Linked DNA regions of Mus musculus: region 1 is linked to region 2. A link is a contact called in ENCODE Hi-C or POLR2A ChIA-PET data. All regions are on one chromosome and are shown on one strand. The core of a region is the stretch at or near the end of the contact, and the rest is flanking DNA. Distances in the headings are between cores, read along the strand shown.

Region 1 (7,197 bases), core at 4,550-7,049, 36 kb after region 2:
TACTAGGGTTTCTTGGGGACCGTAAAACGAGGCAAGATGAGTAGTTTAGGATTAATTGCTTCAGGTTGTTGCTGTTGGCATGGGAAATGTGCCCCCAATGGGTTTGTGTGTTTGAAAGCTTGGTCTTCAGCTGGTGGCACTCTTAGAGAAGCTTTGGGGGGGGGGGGAGGGAGCTCATTGGAGAAAATGGGTTAATGGGGACCAGCTGTGAGGCTTAACAGCCCTGGCCCGTTTTATGTTCATTCTCTGCTTCCTGTCTGCTGATGTCACGTGACCAGCTGACCTGCCCCTCCTGCCGCCTGATGCTACCTCTGCCTTTCCTGATGCCACGTGACTAGCCGACACCCCCACCACCCAGCCCACCTGATGCTATTCATGCCTTCCCGGCTATGACGGGCTGATCCTCTTGAACTGTAAGCCAGAATCAGTCCTTCCTTCCTCAGTGGTCCGGGACTAGGCTTCTAATATGTAAAAGCAGTAACAGAGAGGCCGATCTCCCCCCAGCAGACATTTCAGGGAAGGAGACACTGTTCCCGCAGCCCAGGGCCAGGCAAGGAGACCACCTTCCACAGCCAGAAGCAGCCAGTCCTATGCCATGCCCAAGTGTTCTGTAGACTTGAACATGTCCCAGCACCCAACTTGGTTCTTATTAGCCTTCCCAACAGGTATCTGTACCCCTCTGGACTGCTTTCGGATGTGCCAGCTTCCTGACCTACACTGTGCCTCGCTGCCCCAGAGCACTGAGTATCCTGCTAGCAATTAAGAAGATGCAGTCAAAGTGCCAAGGAGTAGACCTCACCAGGATCAGCCTACTGACCTGGGTAGGAATGCGTGTGGACCCTGGAGGAGCATCTACTTGGGCAGACAGAAGCAGTGAGCTCACAGAACACCACAGCCAGAGCCCATGAGGTGAGCTCGGAGGGAGGCAGCAGGGAATTTTCCATTCTGGCTCAGTCATGACTAAAGTTGTCAGGAGTCAGTGCGGTAAATATGAATGTGAACTTTTTTGCATAAAATGTCTTTGCAAATCTGGGCTTTCATTGCTCCATATGTTCCCGCTTTGGCTTTCACACGACTTTGACAGTTATAACCACAGGGGAAAAAAAATGATCCGAAGCATGCTCCGTGTGTTTTGTTCATTTATTTAACAAACACTCAATAGTACTTATTTATGCCAGGCACTGCTTTTAGAATGTTATGCATAACCATGACACAGCGCCGTTTATCATTTATTTATTCATTCATTCAGTGAAAACAAATTGGATATCTTTATGTAGCCACAGTGTGCCTGAAATAAAAGAGGCTTAGGGTAGAGCTGTTCTTCTAGTGAGACACACAGAGGAGAGAGAGAGAGAGAGAGAGAGAGAGAGAGAGAGAGAGAGAGCATTTCCAGAAAGAGGCAAGATAAAGTTGTGCACCTCAGAGGTCATCTGCCCTTAGGAGGAGGAGGGGTCACCTAGTTTAACCTGCAGTTTAGGATGTCTGTAGTATTAAAAGGTGAGCAGAGGTCTGTAAACTGAAGTGAGAGGCCCACATCGGGAACAGCCTTTGTGCCCCACTTCCCGGGGAGTTACAAGTTATATTTTTGCACTCTTTTTTTCGAGACAGGGTTTCTCTGTGTAGCCCTGGCTGCGCTGGAAATCACTCTGTAGACTAGGCTGGCCTCGAACTCAGAAATCCGCCTGCCTCTGCCTCCCAAATGCTGGGATTAAAGGCGTGTGCTACCACTGCCCAGCTATACTTTACACTCTTAAGCCAATGACATGTATGTAAGAATCAGCGGTCTGGCTTACCTAGCCATCATGGAGCAGCAGAGACTGGACAGGAGAGAGATGGATTAAAAGCACTTGCTTCTCTTGCAGGGGACCAGAATTCAGTTCCCAGCACCCATGTCTGGTGGTTCACAACCACCTATAACTCCAGTTGTAGGGGAGCTAGCGCCCTCTTCTGGTCTCTGGCAGCACTGTCTTCCCATACTCATTTCCTCCTTACGACACACAGAGTTAAAAGTAATGATTAGGGGCTGGAGAGATAGTACAAGAGTTAAGAACACCTACTGTTCTTGCAAAGGATGCACATGCCTCATAGGATGAGGGATGCAGCAAAAGGGGCAGATTCAGCATGAGGAAGAAGAGTCCCCGGAGTCACCAGTGTAAAGTCACATGCAGAGGTTGGACAGAGTTGGGTAGACTATCTGAGAGCCCGGCAAGAAGCCTGGACCATAAGTAGATATCTAGGGGTCATCAGCTTTAGGGCTGCTGGCAGAGGCAAAGGTCTGAACCGCTTCACCCATGAAAGAAGAAGCTGCCAAGGAGAGAACCCAGAGACTCAGGAGAAAGAAATGGCCTCAGCTGAGAGAAAACAGCAATAGATAGGAGGTGGTACTGTGGTGGCTTCCAGATGCAGTGTGCGGGCCATTGGGTATTGTACTCACAGAAGTCCCTGGATGCAGGCATCAAACACACACTTGTGTGACAGACAGTGCTTAGAACGCTTTGCCTACAAACCCCACAATGTGCGTGTAAAGGACACACAGGATTGATATGCTCAGATTTCCTGAAAGCTGACTGCGACTTTGAACCCAGGTAGTGAAGCACCACAGCCTGAGCCCTTGGCGGTCTGTATTCCAGCCCCGCCACTTCCTGGTCTCAAATCGCACCAGATTTTAGAGATGGGAAAACTTAGTCTAGTTGACACAGATAACAAATTCCCAAGCCGTCTGTTAAATTCTAACGAAGCAGACTGACTTCAGTTTCTTCAGGAGTTAAGGGAGGTGAGAATGGCAAGGACAAGGGTGATCTGGGAGAGACCAGAGGGGGGAAATGTCTTCCAGGGGTGACAATCCAGAAGTCACTGACACTTTATTTAGGTCAGTTTCAATGATGTCATGGGGTGAGCTGGAAGAGAAGGAATTTCGATGACTCTTCCAGGGGGAAGAGAAAAAATAGCTAACAAGTGAGGGGGATAAAACTATATTTAAAGATTATTTTATATAAGAGGGAGGAAGACTACAGATATTTGCATTCTGTCTGTTTCTCTGTGTCTCTTTCTGTCTCTTTGCCTCTGTCTCTGTGTGACTCTGTGTGTCTGGGTATGTCTGCGTGTGTGTATGTGTGTGTGTGTGTGTGTCTGTGTCTGTGTTCCTGTGGGTATGTGCACATGTACACGAGGGTTGTGAGCACACACGTGTGTATGTGGAGGCCAAAGGTCAGTGCTGGCTGTCTTCCTTGCTCACTCTCTACATTATTTTTATGAGACAGGAATTGCTCAGTGAGCCCAGAACTCATCCACTCCACTAGGTTGTCTAGCTGGTGAGCCCCACAGATCTGCTTCTCTTCTCCCAGCCTCAGGGTTAGGGTCAGAGATGTGTGCCCCTCTGCCTAGCCCAGATCCTGTGTAGGTGATAGGGGTCTGAACTCAGATCCCTGTTCTCATGTGGCAGACACTCTACTAAGCATCTTGCCAGCCTCAGGCACTTGTGGTCTGACAGAAAAATCTAGGTGTGAAAAGAGTGGTGGTGTGAACTGGTCTGTGAGAGCTTAAATAATGGTGGTGAGAACTGATCTCTGAGAGTGTTTGAATAGTGGTAGTGTGAACGGGCCTGTGAAAGCTTGACTAGTGGTGCTGTGAACTGGTCTGTGAGAGCTTGAATAGTGGTGGTGTGAACTGGCCTGTGAGAGCTTGGTAGATCTGAGTTAAGGCCGCTGTGTCACTTGAGGTTCCGTTGAAAAACTGAACCAATAAAATGAATCCCTGCTGCAAAGAGGAAGTATGATATTGACTTATGCCATATGGTTGGGGTAAAAAAAAAAAAGGCTAATCACTTTGTAGTTGCTTAGACCATGAAGCAGTGTGCCTCAGTGGTCCCAATCTGGTGCCAGAGACCTAGAGGATTCCTGGGGAGTGCTGGTCTTCAGTCCATGTTAGAAGCCAGAAGAGCATTGTTCTTATATGGAAGGAGGCAGCAGCAGCAGCAGCAGCAGCAGCAGCAGCAGCAGCAGCAGCAGCAGCTTAGAGTAGATGGATTCACCAGCAAGAATGAAAGCCAAAATAGGCAGAGCCTTCTTTCTTCCATGCACCTTCATCTTTATAGCTATCAGAATCACTGCCCATATTTGGGGTACATCTCTCCACATTAATTAAATCAAACAATTTCCAACAAACATAATCACAATCCAACCTGGTGTAGATAATCCATCAATGACGATTATCCATTCAGGTGATTCTAGGTTGTGTGAAGTTGACAATCAAAGCTGACCATCCAGGCACCCAACAGGGCCATTTAAAGCTCTGAGGCTAGAAGGCTGCCCCTGTGCCTTGATGACATCACTATTACCCAAGTATGGGCACATGAGGATGGCTAGATCTTCAGGCTGTCACCTCTTAACTATAAGCATAAGCCTTGCATTGTCTCCTGTCACTTATCCCAGCAACTCCATTTCTGAGAGGGGAGGGAGTGCAGAAAAGATGGAAAGTGTAATGGTGTGTTACCATAGTAAGAGAAAACAAAGTGATTTTAATGTTGCAGTAAAGGAAAGTCTAGACAAAGAAGAGTGCATTCCTTTGATGGAAAATAGCTTAGTGGTTTGAAATAGTTTACCAAGGCAGTGCTGTTTGAAACACAACGTGCTTCTTACCATCAAATGAAGCAAGCAGAATAAAAATTCTACAACACCTGGGGTGAGGGTGCTGGAGAGATGATGGTTCGGTGGTTATGAGGTGTGCATACATACATGCAAACACTCATACACACACACACACACACACACACACACACACACACACAAATAAAAATAACTTAAAACCTTCAAAAGTAAATGGCAAAAGTGAAATGTAGCAGAAATGCTTCTGTTTGAATCAATTAAACCCAGGCTCTATGGAGGCTCTCAGAGACAAACTGAAGATAGACTCTAAATTTTACCTCTCGGCGCTGCCTGGAGTCTCATGCCAGCTTACCGAGAGCAGAGACTCAGTCAATGTAATTGCTGGAACACATGCCTGCTCCTCTGTTAGACTACAAGTTGGATGATAACAGGGGTTGTGGTTATCCACCCACATTCTCAGGATTTAGCTTATTCTTCATCTTCTACTAGATAGGCTGGAAATAGTCATTTAATTAAATTGAAAGGAATAGTCTTTTCATCCCTCAGGAGACGTGTGAGCACGTAGCCAGAGCACTCAAATATTTATAAACTGAGCAAATTAACAGATTCTGGGACTAGGGCTGGGAAGGCCTGCTAGGGGACTTCCCGCTTGAATCCAAGCACAAAGCTGTCAAGGGGCCACCGGGCAGCGAAAAGCAAGAGGGTCAAGGTCTGGAGTGCACAGGGGATGCAGGAAAACCTTTTGGGAAAGTGGCAGGCCTTCATGGAAGGATGCTGGGTGGGAACCCGCTCCAGGAAGTGCTGAGAGAAGGAAAAGCTGGGTCATCTAGGTGGAGGTGGAGTGAGCTGCAGACAGATGAGGCATAGAATGGGGGATGTAGATACGGATGCAGCAACTCCCAGCCTAAGCTGACAGCCCCTGGGCCCCAGGTGGAGAAGTGGTCAGGAACGCTTTGTGGTACCTGAGGGATTAATCGGCGCTGAGCCAGGCCTGGGCATCTGTCGTGGGGAGGATGCTGCACCATGCAGTGTGGACCAGGCAGGGAGGGCCCCGCGCGGGGGCTGAGTGTCTGACCCGAGTGGGATGACTAAGTTAGTCTTGGCTGTGAGCAGGCGAGGTGGGAGCATGCCAAGTTATGAAACACTGATTGCTCTGCCGGAGCGGAGGAGCATCTGGGGTCCTGCCTGGGGGCCGGAGGGGCGTGCCTGGTGCCTGATAAAAGGGGCTGCGCAGCGCGGGGACCGCTTTCTCAGTGTCCTGCCTGCAGCGCTCCACAAGGGTGGGCAACCTTCAAGGTGACAAGAGGGCTCCTGAGCTACTTACTACTTGCACGCAGCCCAAGGTAGCTCGGGACAGACCACAGATTTACTCCTCCCACTTAGCGACCCTCAGGGTAGGAAGGGGACAGAGCCACAGCCTGAGTATGGCCACTGCAGCGTGCGAGCCTGTGGCCAGACCCAGCCTGACCTCCATTTCATCCGGGGAGCTGCGCAGTCTGTGGACGTGCGACTGCGAGCTGGCCCTGCTGCCCCTGTCGCAGCTGCTCCGCCTACAGCCTGGTGCCTTCCAACTGCGCGGTGAGCAGCTCCTGGTGCCCGGGCCCGGGGAACCCGCGGCCGCACGTGGGGGCTTCAACGTCTTCGGGGACGGCCTTGTGCGCCTAGAAGGGCAGCTCTATCGCCTCAGCAGCTACATCAAGAGGTAGGTGGCCACACCGTGTGCTCTAGCCTGGAGCAAATCCTCTATCTGGCTGCTGCCCTGTCTCTGGTAGACTGGGGACTGGAGATGGAGATAACCTACCTGCCACCCTACAGCCCGAACCCTCCTCCCCCCAGCCCCCAAGCAGGTAACTAGGGCGTTTTGCTGAGAATGTAGGGAGGATCGGGTGGGAAGCACACTCAGTCCCACCCAACAAGCTGGTGGCAAGTTTTTTCCATTCTGCCCTTAAACTAGGTCGGATGAGCTCAGTGTGCAGGCACAACCCTCAGGAGATGTCTTGGATGCGGATCCTCGCACCTAGCTTTAGTTATGAGCGAGAATAACTTTATGCAGCTGGAGCATGCAGATAGTTCATTTTCCCAGAGTAATTGCTCTCTCGGTGTTTCTTAAACCAAGCAACTATAGTGAAGAAGAAAAAGGGCCCCCAGAACCCCAGACCCCGTGTTGGCTCTTGGGTGAATAGACAGCTTGGGCAGAAATAAGGGCAAAGATAGCTTCGTGGTTTTTTGCAGAGCACTGTGAGACCCTGGCCTTTATCCAGTGGTCCTCAGGAGCTGTCGTGGCCAAGAGGACTCAGACGTCCATTGGTAGGCTTGAAGCTGGCAAGGATGTGGAAGCCAACTTTGATCTCAGCATTACCGGGTCACCTTGAAGGAATAGGGTACATGGCCCTCATCCATGTATAATAGGGTGCTCAGTGCCCCAGAACCAAGTGAGTCTGGAGTCTGAGCGATCCGCAGCCGGCCCGATTGTGAAGATACGATGTATTTATCACTGGGCTAGGGTGCAGCCAAAGGGCTAGACACTGCTGGTGCATTCTTCCAACTGCATGCAGGTAGGACCCTCGAGATGGTATGAGTTCTGAATGTCGGA
Region 2 (6,859 bases), core at 1,676-4,175:
AGACACAGTTGCGGCTGTGGTGGACTCCTGTTCTGCTATCTGCAATCTTTGTATGAGAAAAGCCAGGAGCTGTTTCCTTATGTTTTCTTCTTCTCGGAATGCTCAGGCCATCTCTGCTAATGCATCCATCCCCCACCCCCTGCCCTACCAGGAGGGGGTCCTCAGTGTAGCTTGCCAAGCCACGAGCCCACTCTTAATGGCTTAGACCACGGGTAGACACTTGATTCATGAGCAGCCAGCATAGGCAGCCTGTCATAAAGAGCTGCCCATGCAGAACAGCCAGTGCTGGACAGAGGCCACCGAATCAATTTGGGCCTCTCCTGGGAGTCTCATTCCTGAAGGGAGACGCTGAGCAGAGTCAGCGAGGGGCTGAGGAGGAGTCACCCAACCCAGAGTGACAGCCTTAGGGGCAGTGAGATAACGTTGCTAGACGCACTGTCCTGAATGATCTCACCGGGCACTGGCTGTGCCTTTTGGTTTCTATCGTCTGATGTTTTGACATCTTGGGGGCCTTCCTGACTGACTCTGGAGGGGGGACATCTGGATACCTTACTGACTGACTCTGGAGGGGGGACATCTGGGGGCCTTACTGACTGACTCTGGAGGGGGAACATCTGGATGGATACCTTACTGACTGACTCTGGAGGGGGACATCTGGGGGCCTTCCTGACTGACTCTGGAGGGGGGACATCTGGATACCTTACTGACTGACTCTGGAGGGGGGGACATCTGAGGGCCTTCCTGACTGACTCTGGAGGGGGGACATCTGGGGGCCTTCCTGACTGACTCTGGAGGGGGAAGTCGTAGGGGAAGTAGCTAATTGCCTCTCCTCTCCCACTCCAGCATGGCTCTCAGATGTAAACCAACCAGAGCCCCTGCCCTGCCCACCTCCTTTCCTGACTTCTCTTTCTCACAGGTACACTCCACCTTCCTCCATCACTGCTAGTCCAGGTACCCAGCTCAGGGTAGTCCCTAGAGCCCAGACTTAAGAAGCATAATTTTCACCTAAGCTGAGCCTGCTTACTCTTCCATGACCACTCCCTCCCACAATGCCCAGTGACGCCCTGTACCCTTCTTCCTCCTCCCTCCTGACCAGGTGCTACCCTCGTGGTGCCCTGGGGTATAGCATGGTCCTTATTCTTGGAACTGAATGACCTGTCTTGTCAACAGCAGCTGCCTCCTGGTCTGCTGACCTCATTTCTAAAATCGGCAGGTTCTGCGTGACTCACTCATCTCCGTGGAGTCTGGCTGTGTGGTTGTTCCTCTTCGAGGCAGGGCCGGGGCTCTTCCTGCCTTACCCTAGGTAAATGCACTGAATATGACCTGTCTCACTTCAGTGGGTTGTTAGTTCTTCTTTAGATCAGATCTTTACTGGTTGTCTCACCCCCTTTCTTTACGGAGCTCCCCACTCCCCGTGCTCTTCACAGGCAAGCATGCTGGCTTTCTTTGTAAATAGCCTTACATATGTTCTTGTCCCCTGTGCCTGGTCATGAGGCCATCCTTCAGACAACTCCTGCCTTCCCCGTGCCTAAAACTACTCTCTTTCTCCGAGGTCTCACATTCAGACGTCCTATGATGGCTTCTGTAACCTCACGTGCCTCTCTCTGCACATCAGCATCACCCATGTGTGGGTTTCGATCCCACCACAGAGCATCCAGTGTTCCCCGCTTTGTGTTCGGGAATTCTCTCTCCTCAGGGTTATATGCACTCTCAGTTCAGGAGACAGACGTTTTGCTTGATGATAGGATGCACTGGTATCTAAGCAACTGACATCTTTCTTCTCCTTAAGCCGGGGTATAAAATCCACACATAGAGCAACAGTTGCTACCTGTTGAGCCAGAGCCTGGCTGGAGGGGAAGCCCCATTTTATCTCCATTCTGAGTCCCCGGAAGGCCAGCCCCAGCTTTCTTAAGTGGAGAGAACTTCATTCATTTCCTAATGGGTCATACTTGGGGAAAGACTGGAGTTTCTTCATTTTAGTGTCAGGCCAGTAAGGGGTTGCAAAGTACAGAGTAAGGAATGAGGGTAAAGCAAGAGGGATTGGCCCACCAGTGGGATTTGAGGACTGTCTCTTACATGGAGGCTGGGATGGGGAGACTGGAGCAGAAGCCGAGGCAATCAAACACGCCCCTCACAGTTTTGATCCGGCTCTCACCTGTTTGAAAGGAAAACATCTGGCTTGTCTTCCATTGACCCTGATGTAAATGGGTAAAGGATTTCAGGGCACATTCCTGATAGTTCCCTGAGGGACTTCCTAACAAAGGGGTGGAGCCAAGTAGCTCTTGGAATGGTCTCCCATCATAGACATTGCACTTAGAGTTTGAGCTATACGAATAATTCAGATGCTACACTGTAAGCCCTAAATATACCTTAAGCCCACAAACAACGCCCCTTTGTCCAGCTTTATGCCTGTGTTCCTTTAAATGGACTTTCTGTTCCTGACCGCACTGTAATCAGCAGATATCCCTACCGTCCCCCCATTCCCTCCTCCTCCCTTAAAACGGCTCCTTCTAATAGCTAGCATCCTGCAGTGACCAAAGCCATTAGAAGGATTGCACCATTACTATCCTGTCCAGCACACACATAATGCCCCAGGGATTGCCTTTCTTCTTCTTTGCTTGATGCTTTTTTGTGGATGAAATCGGGGCCCAATGGTGGGCTGAAAAAAAAAAAAACCGAAGAGGGCAGAAGGTGACAGTAATTCGTTTCAAGGGCACCTCCCAAACAGCTTTCCCCACTTGAGATTCCTTTGTGAAGGTGACGGCAGATGTCAGCCTTGTGGATAAAGCAGGCTCTGAAAGCACGCGGACAGGTTGCAGACCTCTGTTCCTCGTTACCATAATATTGAATGCTCATCTTTTCCCAAGCACGACAGCGAATATGTGCTCTGCCTGCTAGCTCACTGTTGTTTGTGCTGGAAAGAACCCGGGCCCAGCCCAGAGCCACGTTGCAGGGCTCAGGACTGCTCTGAAACACTGCCACCTAGTGGCGTGATGAGGTAAGACAGCACACATCAAGGGCACCGGGACTCTAGTTCAATCTAGCTGCCCCAGCTCAAAGGCAAGGAGTTAAAAAATCAGGAGCACAAAGACCATAGCCAGTTTGGAAACGCCTAAATAGGGCAGGGGACAGGGAAAAGGGGCGGGGGAACTGGAGCCTGAGAGAGGAATTAAAAGTAATGAACGGGTCGGATTGAGCAGTCCCCACCTCCCCTCCACCCCCCTCCAACTCCCCACCCCACCCCCCCTCGCCCCCCACCCCCAAGCTAGAGATGTGGGTAAGATGAGATTGGAACCGGCCTTCATTTGGACAGCTCAGTCTGGCTTGTGACTGGATCCTTAAGGATCCCGGGGCTCAGTTGAGCTCGGGAAGTCCCTGTGCCTCGGTTTCCTCACTTTGTGGGCCGAGTCAGAGCTCAAAGTCTATCTTCAGTTGAAACATTGTATGAATTTGTTATCTGAGAAATGCAGGAGAAAGCAGTTGGCTATCCTTAAATCATCTGTGTGACTTCTTGTTGATTTAAGGGGGGACTTAAAAATGAACAAAGAAACAAACGAATGAACAAACAAGCATCCACTTCCATCTTGTCTGTTTTCAGGGTTGTAGCTCAGGAATCCTGGGAGAAGCATGGAAGAATCTTCTAGCATGTGGGGACTCTCGGGACCCAAGAGGGAGAGTAACTCCTAAAGACGTGGAGGCTTCTAGTGCTTCAGGACAGACAGTGAGTGTGTGGGGGGTTGGAGGGGATGGGGTGTGGGTACTGGCATGGAAGCAAATCTGTACTATTTGAAACACCGAAGTGAAGACAATCATTATAATGGGTTAATAATTGAGCAGGCCATTCCTTCAAGAGTTACATTTTTAAAGGGAATTTCCTGTTAGAAGGTTCCAAGGAAATCAGATACTGTTCATTGACAAGCAGGAATCTGAACAAGTAGGGGAATCCCCAGGTCCTTCGACCTTACAGGATGGGTTTTGTCCTTTGTCATTCATCGGCGTTCCTTGGGGAAACTCATCTATGATGGCTGTTTTAAACACTTCGAGTATCATTTTTACATCCCAGGGCTAAAAGAAGATGTGGCTCAGCCTCTGCCACCATTTGAAGAAGCCCAGGTTGCTCTTGCTCCTTCTTTTAAGGCTCAATGGTCCTGCTCATCAAAGCATTTCCCCAGCGAACACACAGTGGAGGGAATTTAAATTCCATCTTGATGGAATTTGAACCAAAGCACACTGCCCAGTGTCACTTTATACGCTGTGAATCATCAAGCCAGCTACGAATACCTCGAGGGGTCCTTGCCGTTGTTCAACATAAATCAGTAAAATGACAGGCAATTGACTCTGAAGACAGCTTTCACATGGCTGAGAGGCTGGAGCTGCTGGAAGCAAATGAGGGCATTTTTCTGTAAACCACTTGTGATTAGCGCCAGAATAAACAGTAGATTGGGCTTTATCCTCCACACCACACTCCCCTCCTGCTCTGGATCTCTCATTAGGCGGAAGTGAACACTTCCCTCAGTGTTGGGAGTGGGGGTTGGGGGTTGTCAGTGGGAAGAAGCAAGTTTGTATCTCCACACCTGATGAGTACTTCTGACTTCCCCCCCAGAAGGAAAAGAAGAAATAGACTTGATTTGACTTTTTTTTTTTCCTATGAAGACATAAAATAAGGGCGAGAATCAGACCGACCCTTCGATGCAAAAGCTTGTCGCTGTGCTATGATGCCCTATCACGGCGCCTGCCAGGGCTTAGAATTTCCCTTAATAGAAAGGAGCGTGTTTGAGAGATTGGCACCTGGCAGCAGTGTCTCATGATGTTACAGGCTTATATTCTTTGTAAAGCATTTAATTAATTAATTAATTAATTAATTTAATGTATATGAGTGCACTGTCGCTGTCTTCAGACACACCAGAAGAGGGCATAGGATCCTATTACAGACGGCTGTGAGCCACCATGTGGTTGCTGGGAATTGAATTCAGGACCTCTGGAAGAGCAGTCAGTGCTCTTAACCACTGAGCCATCTCTCCAGCCCCTCCACTTATATTCTTAAAGACACCAGGAAGGTGGCAATGTTAAGCTGATGGAGGCACTGTCTAAGGAGATCTGACGCCAACCTGTGCCACCACGGCCTCCTGGGCCAAATGGCCCCTTAGGTTGTTGTGTCAACTGATTTTCTCCAACAAGAGTCAGGTTTTCCACGAAAAGCATCAAGTGTGCCAAATCAAGTAAGTCTGTAAACCCAGAGGACACAGCCTGCCTGTGATCCAAAATCTGAACTGACACACGCCCTCTGCCACCTGATAAGCTGGGAGTCATCAAGCTAACTACAAATACCCAAGGGCTCCTTCATTTAGAATCTTCCAGACTCATGTGACTATACATAGTAGGACTTTCGGCTATGTAAAAGGTGAGACAGACAGACAGACAGACAGACAGACAGAAATTGCATAGACTTCCTCAGTAAGCAAAGCCTTATCTAGGAAGTACAAAACCTTCTAGCTCCTCAGATCTAGTTGTCTTCTTGGTTTGTTGTAAAATCTTGACTTAAAATCTTCCATGCTACAACTGAAACCACTTACGAAGGTTTAATCGATAGGAACGAATCAATGGACCTGAAATGTCTTATTGCTCTCCCCCCACCCTCACCCTGGATGCCCAGAAGCCACATGAGAATGCCAGAGTCAGCTGCCATCTGCCAGGAGAAAGCCCTGGTGACTGTCTTGGGGCCCCATTCCTCCGAGGCAGCTGTGATGAGGCATGAATTGATCCTGGTGGCCGAGATCAGGTCCTGGGAGCTTTGAACTTGTTTCAGTTTGGGCTGTCTGTGCTCCCTGGGGTCCTGCCCTAGGGAGGGCAGGTCATGGCTGGACGCAGGGAGGTCAGCACCGCCCTGCTGTTGAGTGAGGGACTGGAACCACTTTCCTCTCGGGAGACTGTGTCGCTTTCTTAACTGTTCTAGACTGGAGTGTCTCTGTTTCCAAGTTTGAGGTTAGAATTGGGCTTTTGGTGTTGGGGCAAGGATGAAATGGAAACTTCTAGGTCAGTGCTCAGCTCCAGACCAGCTTGTGGGGAGTGCAGGAAGGCTGGGTCAGTGGTCATGGCCGGGAGGGAGAGTGCAGAGCCCTCCTGAGTAACTTTGTGGTTGGCAGAGTTTCAGGCCTGCCTGGCGTTTGCTTTTTCCTTTGGGAACATGGGAGCAGCCCTGCCTCATTGGAGAAACAGTGAGTTAGGCACCATACTGTCTGGGCTAGTGGCCCAGGTGTGTCCTGAGTGGGTGTGGCCCATGGGAATGAGAACACTGGGCTGTGTGAAGGGAACCTACAAGTGTCAAAGGCAGCTGGGACCAGGAAGCAGCATCAGACAGCGCAATTCCTTCCCGCTCGCTTGCTGGGCTTGTCCAAAAGGAGCATCTGTTTCTTTTCCCCACTTTGGATGCCTTTGCACTCCAACCCAGCAATGCCTGCAAGCAACAGCAAACACACACAGGGGAACAGCATTGTTGTGGGACTGGGCCGGTGTGACTCACTCTACCTCGGTTTCCCGGGTCCGGCGGCTCCAAGTCCCAATGTAGAAATAGAGTACGGAGCAATATGTTGTTTTGGTAGAAAGCTATGGGTTTTTAGTCTGGAATGTCTGTCGCCAGGGCCCATCCAATTAACTCGCTTGTCGGGAAATCAGAATAAATAGCTCCGAGGAGGCGATCCAGGCTCTCCATGGCCTTTATTTCTTGTTCCTCTTCCAGGTTAGGCAGGTCTGCAGTAACCAGGCCAGAGAAGGAAAGAATACATGGCTTCATTCTGCCTTTGCCTTGCAGGAAAGAAAGGGGGTCGATCCCGTGCGTTTTTGAACTAGGGGATTCGGGCCA

Evidence for each region. Hi-C counts contacts between places; a loop is a spot of excess contacts on that map. ChIA-PET counts read pairs that join two places held with the same protein, here RNA polymerase II (POLR2A).
Region 1: a map of heart shows a loop between it and region 2 (2.0-fold over the local background). The contact joins the promoter of Medag here to the enhancer-like site in region 2. A Hi-C loop is called at or near these places in 4 of 37 maps with a recorded cell type or tissue (Patski, heart and left cerebral cortex). POLR2A ChIA-PET finds 5 or more read pairs at or near these places in 2 of 5 experiments (Patski and embryonic stem cell).

Annotation. Positions count from the first base shown.
Region 1 is chr5:149,405,950-149,413,146 of GRCm38, forward strand. Medag (mesenteric estrogen dependent adipogenesis) reads left to right here and starts at 5,800. Exons shown (of 5, transcript NM_027519.4): 1 at 5,800-6,306. The coding sequence starts at 6,029.
Region 2 is chr5:149,373,071-149,379,929 of GRCm38, forward strand. It overlaps a transcript of Medag not described here. Among named protein-coding and RNA genes, the nearest start is that of Gm38753, 9.0 kb to the left of the region's middle. Within about 2 kb of position 2,926, at least 1 of the 3 ENCODE cell types and tissues checked has a DNase peak (open chromatin) inside an H3K27ac peak, as active enhancers do; it is heart, where a contact is called at or near this core.